Regions from separate parts of the Homo sapiens genome. Here region 2 is linked to region 1. Evidence: chromatin loops called from intact Hi-C (ENCODE). Cell type or tissue: dorsolateral prefrontal cortex. All regions are shown on one strand. Links, peaks and the distances in the headings refer to the core of each region. The heading gives the core; the rest is flanking DNA. Region 1 has its middle 56 kb from the start of FRMD4B. Region 2 overlaps FRMD4B (FERM domain containing 4B).

Region 1 (15,951 bases), core at 5,433-13,432:
TCCTCCTGCCTGGGCCTCCCAAAGTGCTGGGATTACAGGCAAGAGCCACGACATTTGGCCTGAAGTGGTTTACTTTTTTAAAGCATAAAAACGTGAACATAAATAAATGTCTGAAAGTATATAATCATGATGGCTAATGATTATTGTCTGCAGGCATTGTATGAGATGCTTTACAAATTTCATCTCACCTCATTCTCACAACCTTGAGAAATCAGTGACCTCGTTCTCCCCATTTTACTGGCAGGGAAACTGACGCTGAGGAACCTTGTTCTCCCCATTTTACTGGCAGGGAAACTGAGGCTGAGGAAGGTAAAGTAACTTCCATGCCCACAAGCTTGTCAAGCATAGGAGTCAGGATAAGAAGCCAAATATATGACTCCAGAAGCAGCCCTCTTAGTTTCTGTATCATAGTGCCCTACTAAAAGTTTGAGTGATTGTCTTAAAGTATGGAGATTAACAATTTTAAATTGTTAAAAATTGGTCTAACAGTTTTTCTTTGTGCTTTTCTGGGTTTTCCAAAATTTCTGCATTGAACCTGTATAACCATTGAAAACAAAACAAAACAAAAGCCTTAGGGGAAAAAAAAAATCACAAGACTAAGAATTTAGAATCTGATTCAGAAGACCTGGATTTCACACTCAGTCTTTTTAGCTGGTTGTCTGACCTCAGGCTGATAATTTCACTTGTCTGGGCCTTGGTTCCTTGTCCAGAAAATGTGATCATAGGACTGGATGATCTGTAAGAGTCCTTTTAGGATGGAAGTTATACACATTTATTTGAATGGGGGCTAGGAGATAATATCTAGATGCATTCATCCGCTTTTTCACCTCCTGGCAAATGATGATTATTTAAGAGTCAACTCTTTTGGGTTATGTGGCACAAAATACTTGTAGCTTAGTGCTCTGGAAGCAAAATAAGCTCCTTTTTAAAGTCAAAACTGTAAGGTTCTCAAAACAAATGTGTTAGAACACAATCTTCGTTGTCATCATGCACGTCTTCATGCAGGACTTGACATTTTAAATACAGTTCATTTCTGTCATAGATGTCTATTTGGTTATCTAGTCTAAACTTAGTGGTTGTGCAGTATGGAGGTCGCTGAGGTAATGTTAGAGTTAAAATACATGGTATCTTATTAAGTTGGTTGCATTTATAGATCTTGAGAGGCCTTGGGGTGATAAAAATCTGAGTTATGCATTGAATTAAGCAGAGTTATATAAAGCCTGTTGAATATTAATTTTGTAATGATTCACCTTACAGTTTTACGAGGCTACATATAAAAAGATGCTGTGAATAATTGAGCCCATCGTCTACAAAATGAAGTCTAGGGAATGGAAATAAAGAGAGCAAAGCCTTTTCCTTCTTTGCTAGCTTCTACCTGAAAACTCAGCCTCCCCAGTTTGTTAGAGCATTACATGAATGTATACTAAAAAAATTCAAGGAATATACACTAAAGAAAAAATAAAAATGTGGACATTCTAACCATATTATAGTTTTCTTTATTCTTTATAGTCTGAATATTTTATAATTTTTTTCCAGGTTGCATTTTTTCAAAATTGTTTCTACAATAAAGTAAACGCTTGCACGAGACACAAAATTATTTGTATCTCTTGTATCTCAAATTGCCCTTTGCAGAAGTTATACAAATGAGCAATAAGCCCCCGAAAATGATGCTCAACATTATTAGTCATCTAGGAAGTGCAAACTCAAATCACAGTGAGATGCCAACTGCTTCATAGCTATTAAAATGGCTAAAATTTAAAGACTAACAATGGCAAGTATCAGTGAGGATATGGAGCAACTGGAATTCCCATACACTGCTGGTGTAAATATAAAATGGTAAAACCACTTTAGACCATAGATCTCAGTTTTTTATAAAATTAAAAATTCCCTGATCATAGAATCTCACAATTCCACTCCAGAGTATTTACTGAAAAGCAATGAAAATATATGCCCATAAAAGATTTGTACTGGGGCCAGGCGTGGTGTCTCACGCCTGTAATCCCAGCACTTTGGGAGGCCGAGGCAGGTGGATCACCTGAGGTCAGGCGTTCGAGACCAGCCTGGCTAACATGGTGAAACATCGTCTCTACTAAAAATACAAAAATTAGCCAGGTGTGGTGGCACACGCCTGTAATCCCAGCTACTTGGGAGGCTGAGCCACGAGAATCCCTTGAACCCAGGAAACAGAGGTTGCAGTGATCCGAGATCGCAACACTGCACTCCAGCCTGGCCAGTAGAGTGAGACTCTGTCTGAAAAAACGAAAAAAAAAAAAAAGATTTGTATTGGAATGTCCATGAGAGTGGCATTTATGATAATCCAAACAGGAAAGAATCCAAATGTCCATCAGAAGGTGAATGGATAAATAAATTGTGATATAGCCATACAATAGAATACTATAAAATGAAACCATACAAAATAACAAACTACTAATATGTGCTATAACATGGATGAATCTCAAAAACATCATGCAAACCAAAAGGAGCCAGAGACACAAAAAAATTCAGACTATGTGATTCTATTCATGTGAAATTCTAGAAAAAGTAATACGTAATGTCAGAGAGCAGATCAGTGGTTTCCTAAGGGAAGGGCAGGAAGTAAGAGAGAGAAATGAGCACAAAGGGATATAAAGGAACTTCTTCGGAGAGAAAAATGTTTTGTTATCTTCTAAATACCCTGACTTGATCACTACACATTATATACTTGTAACAAAATTTCCCATGTATCTCCTGAATTTATTCAAAAAAAGAGAAATATTCCATATCTTGATTGTGGTGGTGGGTAAAGAGTGTATATATTTGTCAAAATCTGTTTAACTCCACACTTAAAATGGGAATATTTTATTGTGTATATATGTTATACCTCAAAAAAGTTGATTTTTTAAATGCCTTCTTCAATATCTCTGTTATTGGTACATTAGTATGTCTAGAAGATGATCTTATAAGATCTTGATTCCAAATCAAGGTTCTGGTTATTTACTCATTATGGGATCTTGAGTCTCATCTTCACATATATGAAATAGGTACAATAACTACATTTGGCCAACCTCACAGATTTTCCCTAAGAAACAAAAGAGATGATGAGTATGTAAAAGAGACTTATAAATTATGATACTGTTTAGAAAATTTGCTGTCACTACCACTCTGTAGCTCACTGTGCAAGTCAGAGTGGAATTACCTTCATTTGATACCCATTTAAAGCTTCAGTTAGTTGATCCTCTTATTTGAGCCCCAAATGAACCACCCCTATACTGAATGCCTGGCTAGAACACAGAGTATCTCAGCAAAATTTCCCTAGCATTAAAAAAAACTCTACCTGCTTCAATCTGTGTGACATGTGGATCAACCCACTCAGACTCTGAGCCCTTCACTTCCAGCAGTCACTACCTACACAATCATTCCCTCAAGAAGCACTGTAAGAGTCATCTTAGCTTGTCAATGAGGCTTAAATTTCATTTGACTGATGTCTCCAAAGGGTCTTGTGTTTTCAGAGGAATGCGCTCCATGTCAGAGATTCTAAACTAGTTGTGGGGTGACAATGAGGATATTCACAGAGAGTGAGATATGTGTCTTCTGCAAATTAACTTGTCTTCCAAGCAACAAATTGAGTTTTAACTCTGAGTAGAGGGAGAACATTGAAAATTGGGTTCTAACTTAATCTAAAATAACACATGGCCTGGCGCGGGTGACTCACGCCTGTAATCTCAGCATTTTGAGAGGCCAAGGTGGGCTGATCACCTGAGGTGAGTTCGAGACTGGCCTGGCCAACATAACGGAACCTCATCTTTACTAAAAATGTGAAAATTAGCCAGGTGTGGTGGTGTGTGCCTTTATTCTCAGCTACTAGGGAGGCTGAGGCAGGAGAATCAGTTGAACCAGGGAGGCAGAGGTTGCAGTGAGCTGAGATCGCACCACTGCACTCCAGCCAGGATGACAGATTGAGACTCCATCTCAAGAAAAAAAATAAAAAAATTTGTAGGCTAGTCACGGTGGCTCACGCCTGCAAACCCAGCACTTTATGAGGCTAAAGTGGGCAGATCATTAAGTCAGGAGTTCGAGACCAGCTTAACCAACATGAGGAAACCTCGTCTCTACGAAAAATACAAAAATTAGCCAGGCATGGTGGTACATGCCTGTAATCCCAGCTACTCAGGAGGCTGAGGCAGGAGAATCACTTGATCCTGGGAGGCGGAGGTTATAGTGAGTTAAGATCACGCCACTGCACTCCAGCCTGGGTGACAAAGTCAGACTCCATCTCAGAAAATAAATAAATAAATAAATCAACACATACATTCATTTGACAAATAGTCACTGAGTATCTACTATGTGCATTGTCCCAGGCTACGAGGATGTAGCAGTGAACAGGACAAAGCAATATCTCCCTCCTCTTGGAGGTGAAATTCTAGTGGGACAAGAAAGCCAGCAAGCAAATAAACAGTGTAATTTCAGGACCAGACAGAAAATAAACAGGAGTAGAGAATAACACAAACGTAGCTTAATACTATTTAGGATATAGTGATCTGGGAAGGTCATGCGAGTTGAATTCGAATTATGAGATGGAGCCAGCTATGTGAAGATCCAGAGAAATAACAATCCAAGCAGTGACTCAGCAAGTGCCAAGTCCCTGCAGTGAGAATGGACTTGACCCAGTAAGGTGGGAAAAGGAGGCCAATGTGGGGTGTATTGAGAGTGAAGGGAAGACTGGCATGAAATGAGATTTCAGAGGTAGATAGGAATCCACATAGGAGCTGGAGTTTAAGTGTTAGTCTATGTAAAATCAGAAGTCACTGAGGAGTTTTAAGCAGGGGGTTTAATGAATGAGAAGTGGGATGATGCGGAGGAAGAATATACAGGTTTATGGCCTGAGCAGCCAAGGTTTGGCAGGAATCTTTCTTAGGAGGCCACCTGGAGTGATTGGCTAGGGTGTCTGCACTCTTTGTCTGCTGTTAGAGCAGAGACCGAATTGCTCCGAAGACTGGAATAGCAGTATTTGTAAATATCCTGTGACGTGAACTCTGGTTATAAAGACTGCATCGTCCCCCTTCTGTGATTCTCCAGACATGCTAATAAGTGGGTGCTGGAAATGTCATGATCTTCTAATCACAACCTTCTTTTTATGAGCCTTTTCAGCAGACACCCGTTCAGGGCAAGCTCCAAACCCTTTCTGGCTGCTGTCGTTTCTGGCGGGTATGTCACTTGTATGCATCACTCTGACCGCAGCGGGAGTGCTCGGAGGAGTTTACTTTTGCTTTGCGAGACTTTTTGGAAGGTTGTCTATTTTTATTAATTGTGGCATAGGAATTACTTTGTCAGAAATTTTGGAGCCCAGGAGTCTAAAAAATTACAGGGTATTATTAAATATTTAAGAATTGCTTAATTTCTCCACGTGGTATGAGATTTTGGCTGAAATTGGATCCTTGGGCTATTTACATCTAGTTTAGCATTACAGAGCCAGTTTTGCCTATTAAAACAAGTTTGAAAATTGTTTAAAACAATCTGGTGGATAAGTGTGTGTAGAGATTTTGTTGTTTCTTTATGTTCGTGGAGATGAGTAGTGAACATAGCACTGAAACAGAAGCAATCATCTTAGCTTGTGAAAATCCTGTTTGAGTAATAATGGGAAATGTTATCTTTTAAAATGTTTTGGTTATTTTCTTTTCCATTACAAACATGATATAAGTTCCTCCTAGAAAATTTGGAAGGTATGGGGTGAGAGTCAGGCGTAACCTAATCACACAGAAATCCATGAGATGTTGAAGTCTCATAAAATGATAGAGCTGGAATGCACTTTTATAACTATGTGGTTGAAAGAAAAAAACAACTTTATGTCAATAATCACAACACTTCTGATACCAAATGTGTGGATTTTCCACACTAAGCAGTCAGTTCTCCAACTCCTCATACACCAACTGGATGTCCTCAATTCAATTCAGTTCAATTTTGATTTCACAAAATCTACCTGAAATTAGCATCAGATACTGTAATCACCCAAATGTGTTCTTCTTGCCCGCTGCACAGATAAACCCAATTCACTGAGACAGCATTATTGCAGTAAACAAAGAGTTTAATTAATGCAAGGCTGGCCAAGCAGAAGGATTGGGGCTGTTACTCAAATCAGTCTCCCCAAAGACGCTAGGGTTTTTCAAGGATAGTTTGGTGGGCAGGGGGCTAGGGAATGGGGAATGCTGATTGGATGGGAGATGAAATCAGAGGGGTGTGGAAAATGGTCCTCGTGTGCTGTCAGCCTCTGGGTGGGGGCCACAGGTCCAGCTGAGTCCCTGGTATGGGTGAAGTTAGTCATCAAAATGCAAAAGTCTGAAAAACATCTCAAAAGACCAATCTTGGGTTCTACAATAGTGATGTATCTACAGGAGTAATTGGGGAAGTTACAGATCTTGTGAGCTCCAGAACAATGGCTGGTTATTGTTTTAACTGTGCCTACATCTTAGCAGAATTCAGGCCCTCTTGTAATCCTAACCTTGTGGCTTTTCATTAGTTTTACAAAGGCAGTTTAGTTTGCAGAAGGGCTATTATCATTCTTGCTTTAAGCTTAAACTATAAACCAAATTCCTTTGAAAGTTAGCTTGGCCTACACCCAGGAATGAGTGAGGACAGCAAGTGTGTGTTGCTGGAAGCAAGATGGAGTTGGCTGTGTCAGATTTCTCTTACTGTCATAATTTTGCAAAGGTGGTTTTGGCCTCACAGGTTAAGGGCTCAGTCCCATAAGACTACCCCATTTCAGATGCCAATTGCAAGTCCTGGGCCCTCTGCACTTTTGACCAACTTAACTACAAATTAGGGGTTCCTATGACCTCCTGCTCAGGTTTGACAATTAGCTATAATAGCTCATAGAACTCAGAGAAACACTTCACTTACCAGTTCATTAGAAAAGATATTATAAAGGATACAGACAAACAGCCAGATGGAGATGTATATATAAAGTCCAGAGGGGTCCAAAAAGCAGGAGTTTCTGTGCCAGTGGAGTTTGGGATGTGCCGCTCTCCCAAAAAGTGAATGCATTCACCAGGAGGCTCTCCAAACCCCATTGTTCAGGGTTTTTATGGAGGTTCCATTAGTTAGGCATGATTGAGTAAATTGTGGCCACTGGTGACTGAACTCAACCTCCAGCCCCTCTCCCCTCCCTGGGGGTCAGGGGGTGGGACTGAAATTTCCAACCCTGTAATCACATGGTTGGTTCCTCTGGCAACCAGCCCCCACCCTGAAGCTGTGTGGGGCTGGAATCCCCCAGCCATCTCATTAACATAAACTCAGATGTGGTTGAAAGGGGCTTATTATGAGTAACAAAAGATGCTTCTCTCACCCCAATCACTCCGAAGTTACAAGAATTTCAGAAGCTCTTTGCCAGGAACTGGGGAAGAACAAACAGATTTCTTATTCTATCATAACATCACACTGGCCCACCTTCTCATTGTGCATATGAAGAAACTGGCCCAAAGCCACTCAGAGTCTAGAACCCATTTCCTCACTGCCTGTTTGAGCTGTTGCCCTGATAATGTTTATGTGGCTTCATAAGCAGGTCTGGTTGTCAGGGCTTCAGTGGAGGCACATGGATCCGCAATGCCCTCTTCTTGGGCAAAGAGGACATGACATAGGACGTCAGTGGGTGCACGTATGGCTCCATCTGCCCCCTAGTATTTGGGAGGCTGCATCATCTTAAATAAGGATGGCATTAAATTGCCTTAACCTAGTATTTAATACTCATAAATACTCACTTATGAGTATTTCTCATAAGTGGTTTTTGGACTACCTATGTTAGAATGATCTAGAGTGCTTGTTGAAAATGAAGGCCCCACCCCTGGTTTGTGGAATCAGAACCTCTAGAAGTGGGATTGACAATCTGCCTTCTTAACAAACTCAGATTCACTTAAAAATAACAATTTTTCAATAGAATAAAACTTATTGGCAGGGCATAGTGGCTCATGCCTGTAATCCCAGCACTTTGGGAGGCTGAAGCAGGAGGTTCACTTGAGGCCAGGAGTTTGAGACCAGCCTGGACAATATAGTGAGATCCCATCTCTAAAAAAAATTTAAAAATTAACTGAGCATGATGGTGTGCACTTGTAATTCCAGCTACTCAGGGGGCTGAGTTAGGAGGACTGCTTGAGTACAGGAGTTCAAGGCTGCAAGCTATGATTGCATCACAGCCTGAGTGACAGAGTGAGACCCCATCTCAAAAAAAAAAAAAAGAAACTTCTTTGGTGAATCATTCAGATTGTGTAATCTGAGATAGATTAGATAGCTGGAGATTTGTAAATGGATAAATGGTTTCTGGATTTATGCAAATAAACTTAATAGCTATCTCTTAGGAGTAGAAATGGGCCGAATAGACAGTGGCACTTTCACTGTTCTAAGCCACTTGGAAACCTGGAATGCAGAACATAAATGTGTTTGGAATCCGTTTTGTAAGTATTTCTGCAGTTAAACTATTTGTTCAAGAGACTAGAAATGTCTTACATCATTATTTACTGCTAATATATGGGAGAAAGGAAATACCCCTTTGTTGATATAAGAGGACACAGGAGGAGCAACCAGGGGCATTAGGGGAGATCCACGTGAGTTCATTTTTCCACTCAGTTATCCATTCAGCTCATATTCACTGAACAGCTGCCATGTGCCAGGAATTGCTGTAGGTTCTGGGGACACAGAAAAGAACAAGGCAGCAAGGTCCTCAATCATGTGGAGCTTATAGTATATCGTGGGGAATAATACACCAATAAAGAGTTCAAAGAAGATAAATTCAAATTGTGGCAAGTGCTGTGAAGAAATAAAGAAGCTATGTCATTACGGATGGTTGGAGGGCTACTCTCTGGTGGGCAGGGATAGTTTCTCTGAGAGAAGACATCTGAACCGAGGCCCAAACAGCAGGAAGAAACTAGCCATATGCATATCTGGGGAACAAGATTCCAGAAAAAACACAGCCTCAAGGACAAGGGTCCCAAAATAAAATTAGCTTGGTATGTTTGAGTACATAAAGAAAACCACTCCACTCTCACTGCCTCACTTGACTAACCTTAGAAAAAAAAGTAAAGAAAACCACTGTGGCTAAAGCTTAATGACTAACAGAACATACAATAAAAGTCCAGGAGGAAGATAGGAAACCATGTCCTATAATCATGCTCCAGTATGGAGTTCAAATTTCATTCTTAGTGTAACAGAAAGCCTCAGGGGAGCTACATTCAGGGAGGGATGATTTGCTATCTTCAGATTTGGGTTTCAAAAAAATCACTCCAGAGCTCAAAACCACTCAGAAACTCAGAGTACGTTTTAAGAAAATATACATCTGCTTCAGGAAAAAAAGGTTATTGTAAATTATTTTTAAAAGAGCTAAAGAAATGACAAGATATACCATATACGTGGAAAGGAAGATCAATATCATGAAATGTTGAGTATTTACAAATTCATTGTAGTTCTAAGCAAAATCCCCAGCATTCTGAAATATGAATGCAAATGTAAGTATTCAAGAATTTTTTTTTTTGACAGAGTCTCTTGCTCTGTTGCCAAGGCTGGAGTGCAATGGCATGATCTTGCCTCAGTGCAACCTCTGCCTCCCAGGTTCAAGCGATTCTTGTGCCTTAGCCCCTCAAGTAGCTGGGATTACAGGGGTGCATCACCACACCTGGCTAATTTTTGTATTTTTTTTAGTAGAGATGGGTTTTCCCCACGTTGGCCAGGCTGATCTCAAGCTCCTGGCCTCAAGTGATCCACCTGCCTTGGCTTCCCAAAGTGCTGGGATTACAGGCATGAGCCACCATGCCCAGCCACATTCAAGAATTTAATAAGGGAGTTTTGTGAAAGAATAAAAGATTAGGAGTTCCTCTATCAAAATTTATTATAAAGCCATAGACAGTATTACTGGTGAAGGGTAATTGAAAAATAGATCAATAGGACAGAAAAGAGAGCCCAATGATGAACTAAACAAATATGGTTCTTTCTATATGATATAGGATGCTTTAGAAGTTACAGAGGAAAACACAGTATCAAAAGTAAATGGTATTGTTACAACTGATAGCCTGTAAGAAGAAAAAATCAGATTCTTACATAACAGTTTGTACAAGAATAAATTGTGAGATGGATTAAAAACTTAAATATAAGAAATAAAAATGTAAAACCTTTAGATGGGGAGAAAGGAATCTTAGAATAAAGTAGATTTTATAAACTAGAGTCTCAAAAGTCACACTCAAGTTTGGATGAATTTCACTATATCAAAATGTATAACTTCTGCATAACATGGCACCATAAAATAAAAAGACAAACAACAAACTGGTAGAAGGCATTTGCAACCCCAAATAACTACCAAAAGCAAGTTTCCAGAATCTCTAATGAACTCCTACAAATCAAAAAGGGAAATTTAAACTACCCAATAGAAAAATAGACAGCTTATTAACAGGCACTTCCACAAGGGGGAGACATGAATGAGCAGTAAAAATTGAAAAGGTTTTCCACAGTGCTAATAAAAGCAGGAAATGCAAGTTTAAAAATCATAATGAAACTGCATTTTATGCCCGTCACAATAGCAGAAATTCAAAAGGCTGACAATGAGACTTGGCAAAGAATTGAGGTAAACAGGCACTCTGAGCTGTGGCAGGTGGCACTTTGGAGAGCAAGTTGTCATTCCCTAGTTAGACTTCTAAACACACAGATTCTACCACACAAAGATTCTACTTCGGGACAGAAATCAGCAGCATTTCTCAAAGGAGGGACTCTTGGTATTTTGTGGGGGACAAAATATTTAGGACTCTCATGCACTGTACAAAATTTAGCATCCCCTGCCCCATTCCATCCCCATCTCACGAAAGATTCTCCCACATTTCCAAATAATACCTTGGAGGATTGGACCACCCCAGGTGAGATTTACCAGGAGAAATTCCTGCATATACCCACACAGTACTGCCATGTACTCTCATGTAGGTTGTGCCCCAAACACCTCTCACAACTAAACAGGGAGGCCTCTGTACAGAAGGAGAATCATGAGGATGTGTGCTGTCGCATCCTTTGTTATAACAAAAATCGGACACTACCCAAATAGCCATCAGTCCACAAATGGAGAATTAAACTGTAATTCAGTCATACGACAGAGCACTATGCAACAGTTAATAATCTAGATCGCAAAAAACCATGTTGAGCAAAATATAATAGGCAGCATAATACTCTTTATAAAAAGTTTTAAAATTACAAAATCATAGAATATGTTTGGACACATGCACACACACACACACACACATACACACACACGCACACGAACTAAATATCTACCAAATTCAGAATAATGGTTGCTTCTGAAGATGAAGAAAGAATTGGACTGGAGAAATTAACATAGAAGATAAATTCTGTGTGGTTCTATCACTTAAAAGAGTAAAGACAGGATGTGAAAAAATATGAAAAACAACGTTTGTTAGTTTTGACTGATGGGCGCATGGATAGGAGTTTGTTGCATTTTCTTCTGTATATTTCCATATTTTACCCCCACTTTGGCTGCTGAATATACAGTGAATGGGGATGAGTGGAAGGGTGAGGATGGAGATTGGGTGGTGGGAGGCAGTACTGGAACCAGAGAGGAGCCAGGCAAGGACCCCAGCATCCCTCCCTCAACTGCTTTGAACTCCAAGAGTGTGTGACCACTTTTTTGCTTCATTTATCTATTGCCCAAAAGGTTTTCCTGGATGAACACTTCCCCTTGTAGCATCCTCTGCCTTCCAAGTATTGAAATTGTCACCTAAGCAAGCCAGGAATTTGTCAACAGCTAGATTTTTAGCAGAATGACACATTCAAGTGATGTCTAAATAATTTAAGTCTGCCCCATCCCCATTCCTACAATTTTGCTTCTATATCCTTTTTTGTCTTGAACATATTTTTATTGTGGTAAAATATTCATAACAAGGCTGGACGCAGTGGCTCATGCCTGTAATCCCAGCACTTTAGGATGCCAAGGCCCAAGGATCATTTGAAACCGAGAGTTCAGGAACAACCTGAGCAACAAAGCGAGAACCTGTCTCTACAAAAAAAATTAAAAGTTACCCAGGTGTGGTAATGCCGCCTGTGTAGTCCCAGCTGCTCAGGAGGCTGAGGTGGGAGGATCACATGAGCCAAGAGGTTCGAGGCTGCAGTGAGCCACAATCGCACCACTACACTCCAGCCTGGGTGACAGGGCGAGACCCTATCTTGACAGTATATATGTATATACTATTATATTATATATAATAGATAATAATATATTATGTAATTATATATCATATAGTAGTATATATAGTTACATATAATATAGTAGTATATATAACAGTATTATATATACTTTTATTTACAATAATAGTATATATTTATGTAGTATTATATTAGTATATGTTATATAGTATATATAATATATAATATATATTATACAATAATAGTATATATTATATAGTATATATACTACATATATACTACATATATACTATAGTATATATACTATATATGAATATAAATATATATAGTATATATAAAAATATAAATATATATAAATATAGTATATATAGTATATATAGTATTTATACATACTTTATATAGTATTGTATATAATATGTATTTATATATATTATATTTATATAGTATATATACTACATATATACTATAGTATATATAGTATGTATACAAACTTTCTCTGTATATATATAGTATATATATTTATATAGTATATATAATATACTATTAAATATTGTAAATAATATACTGATATATAATAGTACATATTATATATTTTAATTAATATTTATTATATTATATAATACATACTACATATAACAGTGTATGTTATGTATAATACTATGAATAGTATACTAGTATATACACTAGTGTATATATTTTATATTATATATATGTATATATACACACATACATAACATAAGAGTTACCATTTTATCAATTTAAAAATTACAATTGGCCAGGCACAGTGGCTCATGCCTGTGAACCCAGCACTTTGGAAGGCAGATGCAGGAGGATTGCTTGAGCCTAGGAGTTCCAGACCAGCCTGAGCAACATAGTGAGACCTCATCTCTATAAATTTTTTTTAAAAAGCTGGGCATGGTGGCGCGTGCCTGTGGTCCCAGCTACTCAGGAGGCTGAGGTGGGTGGGTCGCTTGAGCCTGGGGGTTTGAGACTGCAGTGAGCCATGATTGTGCCACTGCACTCCAGCCTGGGCGACAGAGTAAGACTCTGTCTAAGTGCATTCACAATGTTGAACAACCACTACCACGATTCATCTCCAGAACATTTTTCATCATCCTGAACTGAAACTCTATGCCCATTAAACAATAACTTCCCATTCCCCAGTACCCCCAGCCTCTTGTAAACTCTGCTCTACTTTCTGTCTCTGTGTATTCAACTGTTCTAGATAATAATTACTATTCAACTATTCTAGATACTAATCACTCCATGTAAGTGGAATCATACAATATTTGTCCTTTCATGTCTGGCCTATTTCATTTAGTATAATGTTTTCAGGACTCATTTATGTTGTAACATATATCAGAATCTCGTTCCATTTTAAGGTGAAAAGAATTATAATCCATGTTATGTATATGCCATATTTTGTTTATCCATTAATCTGCTGATGGACATTTGGATTGTTTCCACCTTTGGTAATTGTGGATAATGTTTCTATGAACACTGGTGTACAAATATCTGTTCAAGGCCCTCCTTTCAATTCTTTTGGGTATCTGCCCAGAGATGGAATTGCTGGATCATATGGTAATTCTATATTTAACCTTTTGAGAGACTACTAAACAGCTTTTCATAGTGGCTGCACCATTTTACAATCCCATCATCAATGCACTAGAGTTCCAGTTTTTCCACATTCTCACCAACACTTCTTATTTTCCTTTCATTCCCCAAATATCCGTCCTAGTAGGTGTGAAATGGTATCTCATTGTGGTTTATCCTACAGTTTTTTTATTATCAGTGTTAAGAAAGCATTGTATATATTTCCGTCTGATTGATTGATCCGTAACACCTACGTTTTTTAGTATTTCAGCATTTCCCAAAGTGTGCTCCACAGAATATTGATTGCATTATTAGAGGTTTTATTATTAGATATTTATCATTAGAGATTGCATATATTAGAGGTTTCTATGGGATAAGAATAGTGAGGGAGGGGAACTCTCTGGTGAAGTAAGCTGAGAAAGGAAGCAAACTCCAGTAGAGTCATTTCCAGTGCATACATAACTTCTGCAAATTCAACAAGTGAGTAGGAGGTGGTAACTGAATCTCCTGTCCTTTGATTGGTCTCAGTTTTCTCAAGTCTCTTATGCTGAGAGTGATTCTGTTATCTAAAGATATGCACCTTTTTATACAAATGGCCCATAAATAGAGCCTTTTATGTAGTGCTTGAAGAAAATTTTATCTGTTGCAACTTTGAAGGAAAAACTGGCTATATTCATGATGATGTAGTTGCTGGGCTCTATGTTGGCACTTTCCCTAAGGGATTTTCCAGTGTTCATTTTGACTATACACAGTTTTCACTTTGAACTGACTTTAGAAACTACCTCCCACGTAAGATGCAATTTTACTATATATCTTCCCCTTGAAGATTGGAAAGACCTTGAAAAGCCCTACTGTAAAGAAACCTGATTAACACAGTTTAAACCAGGAGTTGGCAAACTTTCTCTGTAAAGGGCCAGCAAACTTTCTCTGTAAAGGGCCAGATAGAGTATATTTTCAGCCCTGTGGACCAGAGAGTTTCTGTTACAACTATTCAACTCTGCAGTTGTAGCTCGCTAACAGCCATAGACAATCAATACATAAATGAATAGACATGGCTGTGTGCCAATAAAACTTTATTTAGAAAAATATGCAGCATGCTATATTTAACTGGCAAGCATAGTCTTGTGATGCTTGGTTTACACCATAATGACCAAGGTTTATTAAATGGCCTTCCTCTCCTTTTTTTTTTTTTAACCTAAAACCTATAGTAAACCCTTAGATTCCTGAACTTGAATTCAAATATTAGAGGGCTTCAGCTCTTCATGAATGACACTGAAGGTTGATGATAGGTTGTTACTTTTCAGGTGTCTGGATTTTCATCTCTGCGGTACCAGAACTAGTCACTTGGTGAGTGTTATGGGCTGAATTATGGCCAGCCCTTAGATTGATATAGTGAAGTCCTAATTCATAGTACCTCAGAATGTGACTGTGCATGTGGATAGGGTCTCTAAAGAGGTGATTAAGTTAAAATTAGGCCTTGAGGATGGGCCCTAATACAATGTGACTGGTGTCTTTATAAGAAGAAATATGGGCACAAAAAGTGGTACCAGGGGTGTTTGGGTACAGAGGAAAGACCATGTAAAGAGGTGGCCATCTGCAAGCCAAGGAGAGAGGCCCCAGAGGATACCAGCTCTGTTGACACCTTGATCTTGGACTTTAAGCCTTCAGAAATGTGAGAACATACATTTTGTTCTGTAAGCCATGCAGTCTTTGGTATTTTGTTACGGCAGCCCTAGCAAACTAATATAGTGCGTGATTGTAACTCATCTACCCCAACTCATTGAGATCTTAACATTTCTTTGCTCATTCCCAGATACCCAATATCACAAGTATCTTGTACCAAATTTTATAGGTGGAGTCAAGTGCTTTAATTATATTTGCATATTTGGTGTGTTCGTAGATCTTAAAACATATCCCTCCTGCATGTTAATAGTTGTAGAATAGATTCCCATGATGCTCTAATCTCAGTTTTCCTTTGTTTCTCTCTTTAGTTTCCTTCCAAATACTGTCCACTTTGTTTCTATTCCTGGGTTCTGGGGTTTTCAAGTAGATGCATATTTCTTTGGTTTATAGTGCTGCTTGTTGCCGGCAGGAATGGAATCTGAGAACTAACCAGTTGTGTGTAACCTCAGACAAGGTATCTATTTCCCTGACTTGGTTTCCTTGTATTCCTAGTATAATAGCATCCATATTATCTTTGGA
Region 2 (15,951 bases), core at 4,430-12,429, 280 kb after region 1:
CCTTCTTTTATACAAGTTTCTTGTTCATATTGTGAATAGAAAAGTTTCTGAACAACTTTTTTGGAACATTTTCTATCTATATTCCAAAGCATGTAATATATACATAAAAACGATTTGTTAAACTGGTCCTTAGTCATTTGTATAATTAGAAATGAAGTTTGGGAAAAAATTTTGGAAAAAAGACAAGCAAAAAAAAATAACTTATTCCTTTTTTGCATATTTGTATAGCCTTCTAGAATCAGAAATAACCTTTTTGCATATTCTTTTATTGTTCTGACTTTTCAAGACCTATTATTTTTTTACATAGGTCAATAAACAAAAGGTGTGCTACTGAAAATGTTTACGTTTTCTTCCATTTATGTCAGGGGTTCATGTGAAGCAGGTCGCAGTGCTCTACTTCAAGTAATCATATTGGGCAAGGCTTCGGATTTTTATTTATAGTATTACCGTATTTTATTAATTCCGGGATGTACATTTTTAAATATTTACATTAAAAACATGGTTCATCTTTTTATTGATGGCATATTCTACTTGAATTGGCAGTTTTTTCTTAATAGTACATTAAAAATAATGCTGTGTCTTACAATAAAGTTGCCTTAGAATTGATGAAATGCGGTAGTTTGTCTCACTGAGGATGACTGGTGAGAACTTTTAGGTTTTTTAATCTTGGGAATGTTGTTTATTTGTAGCAAGTAATTTATACTAATTTCACAGACTGGCAAACAGGTCTTCTAAATTCAAGAAATTAGTTCTCTGACATCCTTTAATCCTACATAATGTGGAGAAGGGAGTGGAAATGAAATATATTTCCATACATGTATCTTGCATAAAATAACATTTTTCTGTTCCTGAAATAGTATGGTTACACTTGCAAGCATGCCTTGAAAGGGCAAATATAACTTGGCTCCCACAGAGGAAAAGAAGGTATAGAAATGGAAGCTCAGGGCCAGGCATAGCGGCTCACACCTGTAATCCCAGCACTTTGGGAGGCCGAAGTGGGAGGATTGCTTGAGCTCAGGAGTTCAAGACCAGCCTGGACAACATGGTGAAACCCCATCTCTATGAAAATACAAAAATTAGCCAGTCATGGTGATGTGTGCCTGTAATCTCAGCTACTTGGGAGGCTGAGTTGGGAGGATATCTTGAGCCCAGGAGGCGGAGGTTGCAGTGAGCCAGGATCGTGCCACTGCATTCCAGCCTAGGCAATAACAGACCTTGTCTCAAGAAAAAAAAAAAAAAAAAAAAAAGAAAGAAATGGAAGTTCAGCAATCCTACTGCACGGTTTTCTTCGTCTCTTTTGAAAAACATTTCTCAACCGCATTGGTATTAAACCAATTAAACTACGTTATTTATTAAAAGCCAAAAGTGACAAAAGTACATTATTCAACATGTACGTTTCCTCTTTTTTATTACAAAATACCATGGTTAAATGCAAAACCAAAATAGTACATAACAAAAACATAATCGTGCCCATTAGCCGAACACTCTCAGATATAATAGTTAATTTATTGTATATTTGTTTGGATTTTTTTCTATGCATATAGTAATTTTTTTAAAGTCCAGCATATTACAAGTACAGTTTTACAACATTTTTTTTTGTTTGTTTTGTTTTCTGCCTAATATATCTTGGGCCTCTGTATCAAGACATACTGATCTACCTCATAAAGATATATGTTTAACAAGGTGGATTTTTAAAATTGCCTCACCCTACTAGATGTTTATCTATTTTTCTATATTTGACAAAAATTTTCAAAATTCTTCCTTGTACTCACAAAAGCTTAAATATTACAAGAAATAAAGATTCCGGAATTGTTTTAAACTATTAGTTTGGTCTGTTCTTAGGAACAAAGGCTCAGACTAAAGAGTTACTACAAAGGTGAGTCCTTAAAGAGCTTCCAGAACTGGAAGAATGACTTTCTTCGGTACAATAGGCAAGTTTAGATTATTTTCTAGAGTAGTGCTTTTCAAAGTAGTGAAAGACCAATTTTTAAAGATTCCAATCCATTGTGTACCTATAGTTTTATAAAGTAAAATAAAAGCAAATTACTAGAGGAGAAAAGCTAATTCAGAAAAAAATTGCTAGATTATTGAAAAAACGTAAGAAAATACACATCCCTATGTATTATTAGATTCAGCAGACATAAAACTACTCTGTCAAGTTGGAATCAAAGTTTCTAAACACCAACTCTCAATTTCTGTACTTACCTTGCACCACGTTACAGACCACCCTTTAATAAGTGCTGACTTGGAGTTATGTCAAGGGAGGTACTTCATCCATGCTTATCAAGACAAGACAAACAGTAGTTGTCTCCTGTTATGTCACAGGGCATGGAGATGCAGTCCATTTCCAAAGACAAAATCTTTTGACATGTACACAAAGCCCAGAAGGTAATGAAAAGCTTCACTCCTTTTTCAGCTCAAAAGTTTAGCGAGCCTCTTACGTCCTGTTTCTCTCTTTTCTTCTGTTTTTTTTTTTTTTTTTTTTTTTTTTTTTTTTTTTTTAAGATGGAGTCTCGCTCTGTGGCCCAGGCTGGAGTGCAGTGGCACGATGTCAGCTCACTACAACCTCTGCCTCCCAGGTTCAAGCAATTCTCCTGCCTCAGACTCCCTAGTAGCTGAGATTACAGGTGTGCACCACCATACACGGCTAATTTTTGTATTTTTAGTAGAGATGGGTTTCACCATGTTGGCCATGCTGGTGTCGAACTCCTGACCTCAAGTGATCTGCCCTCCTTAGCCTCCCAGAGTGCTGGGATTACATGTGTGAGCCACCAGGCCCGGCCTGTTTCTCTGTTTTCATATGCCCCTCCTCTGGACTTCCCTGGGTCTTTTCTACTACTCTGTATCCCTTCCACCCCCATCCTTGTGCCACTTTGGAGTAGAAAAAAGAAAGTATGTCCTGCTGCAAAAACGAGTTGGCTTTTGTTGAATTCTAGTTCAATGTGCTCCAGGCTGGTGTGCAAAAGTGCTTTATATGTATTTTCTCATTTAATCCCCACAACAGCCTAATGGGGTGTATAGTGCTAGATAATCTCCATTTTACAGAGAAAGAATCTGAGAATTAGAAAGGTCATGTAATTTACCACTAGTAGGAGAAAAGCAGGAAGTAAATCCTGAGTTGGCATACTCCAAATACTAAACTATGAATTCCTCATTCCGTGAATGCTATCCAGGAACAACTTCTCCATAGGAAGAGTGAAAGTAGCAAACATAACTTTTTAAACGGATTAATGAAAATTGAATGTATACATGCTAAGCCCAGTTCTCCTTGCTCATTGTTACTTCTTAAAGGTAACAGTCCTAATTTTCTTTCATTTACTAGTGGCAGAAGGGCTGAGTTAGGTCTAAATCCAAGCACAGGTCAAAATAACCCTTACCTAGGAAACTACCCAGTTTCAGGTGGTGCCCACTGGGCTGAATTATTGATTGCTAGTGGATCAAGTACATTATTTATTTCTAGTGGATCAAGTACATTTCTTAAATTGTTTTCTAGTCAATAAAATGTCTTACCCTACTGAATATACTTGTTAAAATCACAGATAACGATAATGAACTAAATATTGATCAGTGACACTGTAAGTATCTATTGATCCTTCCCCATTTTGAATTGTTTAGGGGCAGTGTGATAATGTGAATTGTGAAATGCTCTTCTACAATGCCCTTGAGAAACCCTCTCAAAATTCAGCCCTATCAGATGTATGGACCTGTGGGCTTCACCTTGATTCTCTTTGGAAAGAGTGCATCTGAGATTAATCTCAGATTGGAATCTGAGCCCACCATCAGAGTGTCCTGATACCACTGTCATCCTTTTCTGCCTTTGATGATTCAGGGAGAATCTGTCACCTCTGCAAAAGAAAATAGGAAGTGTGCGAAAGATCCATTTTGGCAATACTTACCTGATTGCTCTTCTTAACACTAAACACACACACAAACACATTCTATTTCCTTTTGCTTTTGAATATCAGATGCCTTGGCAAGAATGGTGTACTGGGACTAGGAGGGGGATGGGAGTTCACCTAACTTCTGAGTTTCATATAATTTTCTCTTCTTGAATGGTTATAACATTCATGTGAAGTACCCAAGGTTTAAAAGATCTGTGATTTTTCAACTGGGACTGTACCACACCCTGTGGGGCATCTGGAGACATGTTCTGGCTTCTCCTAATGATTTGAAGGGAACGAGGATCATTAAATATACTGCACCTAGGTGTGGTGGCTCATGCCTGTAATCCCAGCACTTTGGGAGGCCAAGGCAGGTGGATCACTTGAGGTCGGGAGTTCAAGACCAGCTTGGCCAACATGGTGAAACCCCATTTCTACTAAAAATACAAAAATTAGCAAGGCGCGGTGGCATGCGCCTATAATCCCAGCTACTTGGGAGGCTGAGGCAGGAGAATCACTTGAACCCAGGAGGCAGAGGTTGTGGTGAGCCGAGATTATACCACTGCACTCCAGCCTGGGCAACAGAGCGAGACTCTGTCTCGAAAGAAAAAAACCATGTGTCCAACAAACATTAGGATACCAACTATGTGGCAGTCAGTCACTGTCCTAGTCACTGGGGATACGATGGTCCCTGCTTTCCTGAAGCTTACAGGCCAATAGGGGAGAAAAAGAAGTAACCTCTCTCAGTAAGTTAACATGACAATCCTATGAGAGCCAAGGGTGGTGAGAGGGGTGGGGAGCTATAGCTGAGATTGTAGGGACACAATGGGCCCCTTTGGAAAGGTGATGCTTAAGCTTAGACTTGAGGATTGGTAAGAGAAGATACAATTAAGCAAAAAGAATAGAAGCTCTCTAGGGTTTAAGAGAATGACATATAACATTCGCCAAGGCTGTAAAGCCAGGAGAAGCTTGGCCAGTTTTAGAAACTAAAAGAATGTGAAGACAGATTATTATGCCAGGATTAAAGAAATCTATCAAGGTAAGAAGACAGAAAGCTGCCATTTTTTACTTCTCACCATAAACAGTGGGTTACAGGCATACATTACCCATCTAATTCTCCCTACAACTGTGCAAGAAAAATGGTCTTATCCCCAGATGAGGATATAAAAAGGGAGGTTCAGAAAGTTTAATATTCCTTTGGTTACATGGCCAAACAGTAAGTAAGTGGTAAAGCTAAAATTCAAACCTACGTCTGTTTGGCTCCACATCTCATGTTATTTGATTTGATTTGATTTGATTTGATTTGATTTGATTTGATTTGATTTGATTGAGACAGAGTCTTGCTCTGTTGCCCAGGCTGGAGTACAATGGCATGATCTCCGCTCAATGCAACCTCTGCCTCCTGGGTTCAAGCAATTCTCCTGCCTCAGCCTCCCTAGTAGCTGGGATTACAGGCACCCGCCACCACGCCCAGCTAATTTTTGTATTTTTAGTAGAGACGGGGTTTCACCATGTTGGCCAGGCTGGTCTCAAACTCCTGAGCTCGTGACCTGCCTACCTCAGCCTCCCAAAGTGCTGGGATTACAGGCATGAGCCACCACACCTGGCCATCATGTTCTTTATTAACCATGACATTATAAAAATGCAATTGCTCACCAGGTGCAGTGGCTCATGCCTGTAATTCCAGCACTTGGGGAGGCCAACATAGGAAAACTGCTTGAGCCCAGAAGTTTGAGCCCAGCCTGGGCAACATAGTGAGACCCCGTCTATACAAAAAAATAAAAAATGAGCCAGGTATGGTGGTGCACACCTGTAGTTTCAGCTATTTGGGAGGCTGAAGTGGGAGATCATTTGAGCCTAAGAGGTCAGGGATGCAGTAAGCCATGATCATGCCTCTGCACTCCAGCCTGAGTGACAGAGCAAATCCCCATCTCAAAAACAAAATAAAACCAAAAAAAGAAAACAGCAATTGCTCAACAACCACCTCTCTTAAATGGAAATCAATGAAAATGAAAAGGGAAGGGAAGAAGCAACTAAAGTAGGCCTGTGGAGGAAGAAAGAGGGAAGGTCAAAGGGAAGGTTGGAAATCAGACTAGCAGGGTGAAAATAACCAGGGGAAGAAAAGACAGCCTAGGGCAGCCTGCAGCTGGTGGATTTTCAAGCTGTGCAATTGCAACACTCCTGATCAGGGCATGGCTTGAAGATATTCCTGATGCAGGGCCCATTAACACTGACTGGGCTGGAATTACCTGTGCAGACAGGCTGGAGGAAAGGAGCAGTGGTGTTTGTTTAAGGAATGTACTTGGAAGACAGGAGATGTAGTTAACTAGATGAGCATCACAGCACCTGGCCTCTTCTTCCCAACACACACATAACTTCACCAGAGAAACCATTCTCTATGTGACCCTCCTCATTTTCAGAAGAAAATGGCTTCATAAGAAGATCAGGGCTGGGTACAGTGGCCCAAGCCTGTAATTCCAACACTCTGGGAGGCCAAGGCAGGAAGATCGCTTTAGGCCAGGAGTTTGAGACCAGCCTGGGCACTATAGCAAGATCCTGTCTCTACAAAACAATAAAAAGGAGTTGGGAGTGGTGGCATGCCCCTGTAGTCCAAAATACTCTGGAGGCTGAAATGGGAAGATCACCGGAGCCCAGGGATTCAAGGTTACAGTGAGCTATGATCACACCACTGCACGTCAGCCTCGGTGACAAAGTAAAACCCTGTCTCTAAAAAGAAAAAAGGAAAGATTAAGGATTGGAAAGCAATGATGAGAAATATATCATCAAGAATACTGACAGTCCAAGACTGGGAAGGGCATTTCCAGTAGCCCTTCAATTATGATGGAAGAAGCCTTTCAGGGATCTGATAGTGGGTGTCTAAGCAGACATCCCCATCTTTATAAAATAGTGGTTAAATGTGTAGGCTTTGAAGTCATGCAGACCTGGAGACAGACTGCTGTGCTTGGAATATTTCCTGGCCTTTCTACTGGCTGCTTATATGAACTATGGGAAGTTTCCTGACCTCCCTGGGCCTCAGTTTCCTCTCTAGTACATATCTCACAAGGATATTGTGTGGGCTGAACAAGATAATGCACCTAACCAGCTCAGCATAACATCAAGTCTCTAGAAGGTATTTCATGATATAAACTATTTCCTGAGGGAGAAAAGTCAGAAGATGTTGTTGAATATTAAGATGATGTTTGGAGGATTTGCACTGCCTTAGTTTAGCCACTGAAATGACAATACTAAACTAACTCATCATTGTTGAGGGCTGATTCACGTCTCAGGCACTGCTGTAGGTACTGGGAACACTTTTTTCTTATTTATTTATTTAGTTTTATTTTATTTTTATTTATTTATTTTTTGAGACAGAGGCTTGCTCTGTTGCCCAGGCTGGAGTGCAGTGGCACAATCTTGGCTCACTGCAACCTCTGCCTCCTGGGTTCAAGTGATACTTCCACTTCAGCTTCCCGAGTAGCTGGAATTACATACATGCACCACCATACCTGGCTAATTTTTGTATTTTTAGTAGTGACGGGGTCTCATCATGTTGGCCAGGCTTGTCTCGAACTCCTGACCTCAAGTGATCCTCCCACCTTGACCTCCCAAAGTGCTGTGATTACAGGTGTGAGCCACCATGCCCGGCCACTTTTTTCTTGTTTAATCCTCACAGCAAGTTTGCAATTATTAATTCCAAACAGAAGCTCAAGAAGGTTAAGTAGTTTGCCCAAGTTACATAGCTAGAAGGTACACAGGCCTGGATTCCAATTCACAAATGTATAAGACAGAAACTTTGTAAAGCATGAATTTGTTCCACTCTGGAGTCCACTGTGCAGGGAGGTTTCACACAGGTCTAACCTGAGGAATCAAACTGATTAAGGCATTTTCCTAACAGTTCAGCTACAGCTCTTCTGCTTAGTCAGGACTAGGACAAGCACTTGAGGCTTGTCCTAGGACAGCCCTGCTGCTGGCTCAAAGACAGGTCCCTACCTTTTCTATGTTCATATGAATGCAAACAAGCCAGCCAGTAGGACGGTCAGATTTAACAAATGCAAATACCGGAGGCCAATTAAATTTGAAAAATAGCTCTAACCACCAAATTTTTGTAACTTAATTTTTTAAAAAGCTGAATATAGGACATTTAAGGCATCCTGGAAAAAAAATCCATACAGGACACCAAGCAAAATCATTAAAACAGGACATGTCCTGTAGATTCAAGACACCCAGGAAACCTAGTTGCCAGGCCCCTGCTCAGGAGTAAGTAGCACAATAATAGATGTTTGAGAAACCCCACACCCTTGGAGATTGTAGGCTGAGCAAATGGGTGTCATATCCTTCCCATCCACAGAGAAGTTGGCCCTGCTTGATCCCAGAGCTTTCTTCAGACTGAAAACCTTCTAGGACAGGCCCAGTTTGGTCTGTAATCATGCACAGAATATATAGAAACTCCCCTGAAAGAGTTTAAGAAAACTCAAACTCTTGAGAAAACCTGAGAAACCTGAAAAACGCCTGAGAAAACCTTTTCTTTCTTCTTTTTATTTATTTAGAAATCTGTTACAATTTGGACTAAGTGGGCACAGTTTTAAAGGTTCTTAAAACAAACATTTGGGTTCCATCACATCTACATAACATTGGTCAAGAATCCATCCATCCATCAAATCTATTTGCAGCCAATCAAAATCTCAGTCCTTTAGGACTGTATTAAAATCCAGCGATCAACCTGTAGCCAAGGAGCTGAATATTCATAGAGAAAATCACATAAGCAAGCAGATTTATTTTATTTTAGAGTCATGATCACCATCTCACACGGACACTCAACGCTGCTATATTTCTCATAAATGTGCACTTCCATGTCACACAACTATTTGAGAAACCCTTTTCTAAAAGTAGTTTTTCTCTGGCCTAGAATTCTGGAGCTTGGTCAATGAGGACACCTAGAGGCCTATCTGGGTTAATGCAGGCAGGAGTTGCTGAGTCTGAATTCATACTTTAATTCAACACGAGGTGTACAAACAAGTTTCAGCAGCCCTGCAGAAAAAAGCAAACAAAACTTAATTTCTAATGCCCATCAACTCCATTTACTAGCTATGTCTTCTAGGGGAAGTAGCTTAAATTTTTAAAAATGTCACTTTTTATAAAGTGGAAATAATCGTAACAATCTCCTAAAATTTTAAGGATTCAACAAAATGATGTACTTCAGGAGCTTAGCACAGTGCCTGGGACAAAGTGAGCCCTTATAAATGTTTGTTGTCCTTATTGTTTCTAATGGGATACTACAAGGAAATGGAATATAAGAGGGTTAATAACATTTAACATTGTTTCATTTAAATATTAATTAAATTAAATACAAACATTAAATATTAATATTTAACAGTCATTGAGTGCCAAGGCCAGGCTTAGGGTTAAATGAGTGAGGTACCTGCCGAAGTGCAAATTTTAAGAGCGCACCCGAAAACGTGGTTGACAAGATAAATAATATTTCAATGCAGTCTTTTGAAAAAATCCAACTTCACGCAATTTTTTCCCATGATTAAAAAAATGTCACCCCAGCACAGTAGCTCACACCTGTAATCCCAGCACTATGGGAGGCTGAGGTGAGTGAATTGCTTGAGTGTAGGAGTTTGAGATCGGCCTGGGCAACATGGTGAAACCCCGTCTCTACAAAAAAAAACACAAAATTTAGCTGGGTGTGGTGATGTGCGCGTATGATCCCAGCTACTCAGGATGCTGGGGGAGGATCACTTGAGCCTGGGAGGTTGAGGCTGTAGTCAGCCGAAATCGTGCCACTGCACCCCAGCCTGGGTGATAGAGCCAGATCTTGTCTCAAAAATAAATAAAATTGAAAAAAGTCAAAATTTTATATAAATACGAGTTCAGTATTACCGATTTTTCCTTTTGCGTCAGACTCCAATATGACTCAGAACTGCACTGCACTGAGTTAACACTTCATCTTAAATAACCAGAGGAGATATCTTTCTCCCATCTGTAAAATAGACGCCCATTTTACAGATGGGAGGGGGAAAGCAAGCCTGGAGGAACTGCTCAGACACACTGCCCAAGGTCACATGATCAAGTAGAGGGTCAGAAATCAAGCCCAAATCAGAATAATTCTAAAGCTCATTCTTTCCCCTTTCTCTCTCACACATACCTGTCCTTCACCATGTGACTTAGGCTACAGTTTTTCTATTCCAGGGTGTAATTTTACCAGTGCTGTAATTAGATTTGCCAGGTGAGCAGATAAAAATTTAAAATGCCCAGTTAATGTTAAGCTGTGCTGGCGATGACATTTTCCCTGAATTAAATGTTAGAAAGATATCGTCACACTGCATTCTCAATTCCTTTGTTGTAGAGCATTCTCTGAACTATCAACCACAAAATCATAGTTGGATCTGATTTTTGACCTGACATCAAATGCTGCCTTTGTGGTTAACAGACTATCTAAAGCTTAACTAAATTACTGAGGTGGGGCTATCAACAAGCCATATGTAACAGTGTTTTTCACCATGTTATATATAATAACACAGTGGTCAGTCTGCATAATGCAGAGATCTAACTGATGAAGATCAGCTTTCCTTCTGTAGTTTAAAAAGTTTAGGCATGGGCTGGGTGTGATGGCTCACACCTGTAATCCCAGCACTATGGGAGGCCGAGGTGGGCGGATCACCTGAGGTCAGGAGTTCGAGACCAGCCTGACCAACATGGGGAAACCCCATCTCTACTAAAAATACAAAATTAGCAGGACATGGTGGTACATGCGTGTAATCCCAGCTACTCGGGAGGCTGAGGCAGGAGAATTGCTTAAACCCAGGAGACGGAGTTTGCAGTGAGCGGGGATCGCACCATTGCACTCCAGCCTGGGCAACAAGAGTGAAACTCCATCTCAAAAAGACTAACGAACAAAAAAATTAGGCATGCTTTCCATGGTGCATCCTACCCTTGTAATAAGATCCAGCTTCGATATCAGGAAGCAGAAGATAGAATGAAGGTTTTCCTTGGAAAAAAGCATGGATTCAAATGCATCGCATTCTAGTAATGTTTATTGATAAAAGAGTAAAATGTTCAGGCATTTATGCTTACATTGCTTCTCCTTTTTCTTCAACCATTATACCAAAGTTACTTTTTTTTTTTTTTTTTTTTTTTCTGAGACAAAGTCTGGCTCTGTCACCCAGGCTGGAGTGGTGCAATGGCACGATCTCGGCTCACTGCAACCTCCACCTCCCGGGTTCAAGCAATTCTCCTGCCTCAGCCTCCGGAGTAGCTGGGATTACAGGCATCCGCCACCATGGCCGGCTAATTTTTGTATTTTTAGTAGAGACAGCGTTTCACCATTTTGGCCAGGCTGGGCTCAAACTGCTGACCTCAGGTGATCCACCCACCTCGGCCTCCCAAAGTGCTGGGATTACAGGCCTGAGCCACCCCACCCAGCCAAGGTTACTGTGTTTCAAGATAACTAGATGTAACAAATGAAACATATCTGAGTTACTTCAAAATAGATTGTTTGCTTTAATTCTTAGAAAAATAAAAAATAAAATTCCCAGTTAAATTTGACTTTGGGATGGTAGCTGGGACCACAGGCGCACATCACCAAATCATTGTTAGGATTCGTAATGTCCCATGCATGTCTTTATTTTATCTGACAGTCTATCCTCCCCTGCCTCATCACCCAGGTGACCAGACATTTTAATAAACAGAGCTCACGATTTCAAAATGTTATGGATCTGCTGGATCAGGCCTGCCATTTCTGTGCTGAGCACAGATCAGAAATAGTAAATGGCTCTAACAGAGTAACAAGGGCCAAAGAAATATTGAAAACTGGCTTGGTATCTATGTAGGCTTAAAAGCAAAGGGACGGTGTGAGCTTCATTTGGCTTTCCCAAATCCCCTTTCTGGCCTTTGCTGAGATGCTTTGGTATGAGAAATTACAAGCCTGACTTAGAATAAAATACAGAAAATTCTTTAGGTGCACTGTGTTGTTTGGCCTGCAAATGTTATTTGTTATTTTTTAGGATCTCCAGCTCCTGGCAACGTAAATTATTTTGTTGGCAGAACAATATTCTGAACCCCAATGATTTGCTTCCATTCACAGAGCAATGAAAATGATTGAGAATGTGTGAAATTCATTCTTTAAAAATACTAGTGATCATGCTGCCTAACTGAAGCTGAAACATTAGCAAGGTTCAACTCCTTGGAGTTCAGTGAATGGAATATATTGTCAACAATTGTTTCTTCTAATAATGTTGCTCCATGCAGATTAAGAGAGGGAAACATTTCAAGGCTAGCCTGAACTTTAGCTATTATTTAAGAAAAAAATTGAGAAATTAGTTCTTTTCGGGGGGGGACGAGGGGGTTGTTTGTTTTTTTGAGACAGAGTCTCACTCCGTTGCCCAAGCTGAGGTGCAGAGGTGTGATCTCGGCTCACTGCAACATCCGCTTCCCAGCTTCGAGCAATTCTCCGCCTCAGCCTCCTGAGTAGCTGGGATTACAGGCGTGCAACACCACGCCTGGCTAATTTTTGTATTTTTAGTAGAGATGGGGGTCTCACCATGTTGGTCAGCTGGTCTCAAACTCCCAGCCTCAAGTGATCCACACGTCTCAGCCTCCCAAAGTGCTGGGATTACAGGTGTGAGCCACCACATCTGGCCTCAACTTTTATTTTAGATGCAGGGAGTACATGTGCAAGCTTGTTACATGGGTATATTGTGTGATGCTGAGTTTTGGGGAAAAATTGATCCTGCCACCCAGGTAGTGAGCATAGTATCCAACAGTTATTCAACAGTTGCCCCCCCTTTCTCCCTCCCTCCTTCCATCCTCTAATAGTCCCCAATATCTATTGTTGCCATCTTGATGTCCATGTGTATCCAATGTTTAGCTCCCCTTTCTAGGTAACAACATGCAGTATTTGGTTTTCCATTCCTGCATTAATTTGCTTAGGATAATGACCTCCAGCTGCATCCATGTTGCTGCAAAGGACTTGATTTTGATCTTTTTTATATTGGCATAGTATTCCATGGTGTATATGTACCACATTTTCTTTTTCCAATCCACTGTTGAAGGGCACCTAGGCTGATTCCGTGTCTTTGTTATTGTGAATAGTGCTGCGATGAACAGACAAGTGCATGTGTCTTTTCTGTAGAGCAATATATTTTCTTTTGGGTATATAGCCAGTAACAGGACTGCTGGATTGAATGGTAAGTCTGCTTTAAGTTTTTTGAGAATCAATTTCTGATTCACACTCTGCCTATCCATCTAGTGAAACTTTCCTAGCTCCCTCTCAAATAAATACATTCTCCCCAGAGCACAGCCTACCACTTTACATGGTCTACCAATTTCAGGATTTCTGGGATCTGTGTGTGAGTTCCTTTCCTAGTAGACTTCTCTCCTACGCTGCAAGCTCTTAGAAGTCAGGGCCCATGTGTTATCTATACATGTGTTCCACACAGAATTTAAAACCTACTTCCCTTTCCAGCAAGTGCTTATGGAATTGTGTAGTATATACATACTGCATTAGTTTGCTAGGGCTGTAAACAAAGAACCATAAACTGGGTGACTTAAACAACAGAAATGTATTATCTCACAGTTCTAGGGTCTGAGATCAAAGTATTGGCAGGGTCGGTTCTTCCGAAAACGTGAGGGAGAATCTGCTCCGTGCTTCTCTGTGCCAGCTCCTGGTGTTTTGCTGGCAATCTTTGGTGTTCTTTGGCTTTTGTAGAAGCGTCACCCGATCTTTATCATCATCTTCACATGGTGGTCTCCCTGTGTGGGTCTCAGTGTTCTTTTTTTTTTTTTTTTTTTTTTTGTAAAGACACAGCCATATAAAGATACAACCTGGCTCATGCCTGTAATCCCAACACTTTGGGAGGCCAAGGCGGGTGGATCACCTGAGGTCAGGAGATCGAGACAAGCCTGGCCAACATGGAGAAACCTTGTCTCTACTAAAATTACAAAAAATTAGCCAGGAGTGGTGGCATGCATTTGTAGTCCCAGCTACTCAGGAGGCTGAGGCAGGAGAATCGCTTGAACCCAGGAGGCTGAGGTTGCAGTGAGCCAAGATGGTGCCACTGTACTCCAGCCTGGGTGACAGAGCAAGACTCAGTCTCAAAAAAAAAAAAAAAAAAAAAAACCTAATTGGTTTAGGGCTCATCCTAATGACTTCATTTTAATGTGATTATATCTATAAAAACCTAATTTCCAAATAAGGTCACATTCTGAGATACCGGGGTTAGGAATCCAACAGATCTTTTGTGGGGACACAAATCAACTATAATACACACCAAATGAAGAGGAAAATTTGTCCAAATCTGAAGGCAATTTAGAATTCTGAAATAAAATTATGCACTAACAGACACAGACACAGAGAGAAAATGAGTCATTTGACTATGGATGCAGCTATTGGAGTAACACATCCACAAGCCAAGGATGCAAGGATTGTCAGAAGCCACCGAAAACTAGGAAAGAGAGGCGTGGAGCATGTTTTTCTTTTTAGCTTCTAGAAGGGATCAACCCTGCCCACATCTTGATTTTGAACTTCTGGCCCCAAAATGCTGAGAGAATAAATTTCTCTTTCATCTCTCTCTCTCTCTCTATCGAGAGAGACTAACATGTTCTGGTTGTTTTAAAAATCTCTACTCAGCAGAGATTCTTGAGGGGAAGGACTCGGGGAGGTAAAGTCTTATTCAAAATTACCCTGAATAATGACATTGAAGTAATGATAGCTCTACTAGATCAGGATATTGACTGTTGAGAACAGAGTATTAATCAGATGTTCTCTCTTTTCCTGTTTTCGTAATAGCATTTCTCAGGTTTTATTATACTTCTGTAGCCCAGTGTTTGTCAACATGGAGCTCTCCAGTCACTCAATCACCTGCCCCAGAAATGGCTGTTAAAAATGAAGATTCCTGACCCCTTCCCCACACCCACAGGATCAGAATTTCTGAGCTAGGAATGCTGGGGCCCTGCACATGAGCAGGTGTCTCTGGTGACTCTACTGCATGCCGAGAACCCCTGATGTAGCTCCTTGCTGCTCAGAGTGTGGTACAAGGACCAGCTGCAAGCACCCCCGGGAGCTGCTTAGAAAGGCAGTGTTCCAGGTCCCAGCCAGGACTACCAAATCACAATCTTCACCTGCACAGGATCCTCAGCTGATGCTTAGGCACATTAAAGTCTGAGAAGCCCTGCTCTAATACCTTTCCCTCACGCCACAGTAAAGTAGGAGAGTAATTGTTAAGAAGGCACGCTGACTCCCCACTCCTGTCTCCACAGAGGGACTGAAGCTAGACCAGTGTATGTTATATCCATCTAAGAAGACTTTTTAAAAACATATTGTAATTGGCCCACCCTACGATGTGCCAACTAAATAAGAATATTCATGCCAGGTGTGGTAGCTCACACCTGGAATCCCAGAACTCTGGGAGGCTGAGGAGGGAGGATTGCTTGAGGCCAGAACTTTGAGACCAGCCTGGACAACATGGAAAAACCCCATCTCTGAAAAAAAAAAAAAATTAGCCTGGCATGGTGGTGCATGCCTGTAGTCCCAGCTACTCCAGAGGCCGAGGTGGGAGGATAGCTTGAGACCAGGAGGTTGAGGCTGTAGTGAGCCATGATTGTGCCACTGCACTCCAGCCTGGGTGACAGAGTGAGACCTTGTCTCAAAATAAATAATAATAATAATAATACTATATGAGGGTGAACCCAATTATTGATTTTTTTTCGTTCCCAGGTGATACTTTAATAATATGCAGCGTGAGGCAGGAGAACCGCAGAGCTCTCTCTGGCCCCTCCCCGCCTCTTCCCCTTGTCAGAGAATCCTCTTCTGCCTCTTTCAATCAGCCTGGCTGCAGAGAGGACGCATTTTCGTGAGCTCCCCAGCCCCGGGGTTAACTGAGCTTGGTGGTTCCTACCAACAAGAATGCTGAGAGAGCCCTGCCATTGTCTGGAGCTGCTTGTGAAATTCCAGGTAGTGTCGGTGAACCCCAACCCTTCACCTGGGGACCCTGGGAACATGGAGATCCTGACGTACCAGGTCTGGAATACAGACAAGGCCCAGGGCATGCTGGCGAGGAGTGGGCTTCTA

The links. Peaks named below come from ENCODE experiments on the same cell type or tissue, not always from the same donor. Only the 100,000 strongest peaks of a DNase experiment are listed, where the experiment ranks them.
Region 2: it touches region 1 in a loop (4-fold over the local background); 68 of 110 quality-filtered maps call a loop at or near these places.

What each region holds. Positions count from the first base shown.
Region 1 is chr3:69,434,350-69,450,300 of GRCh38, reverse strand. It overlaps a transcript of FRMD4B not described here. Among named protein-coding and RNA genes, the nearest start is that of FRMD4B, 56 kb to the right of the region's middle. In dorsolateral prefrontal cortex, for the core only: CTCF peaks have their summits at 10,220 and 10,422 (motif pointing right); no DNase peak of the experiment used is centred there; H3K4me3 peaks cover 1,195 bases; H3K27ac peaks cover 3,713 bases.
Region 2 is chr3:69,154,650-69,170,600 of GRCh38, reverse strand. FRMD4B (FERM domain containing 4B) reads left to right here. Exons shown (of 23, transcript NM_015123.3): 23 at 1-1,819. Among named protein-coding and RNA genes, the nearest start is that of LMOD3, 40 kb to the right of the region's middle. In dorsolateral prefrontal cortex, for the core only: CTCF peaks have their summits at 8,601 and 8,811; no DNase peak of the experiment used is centred there; H3K27ac peaks cover 1,465 bases.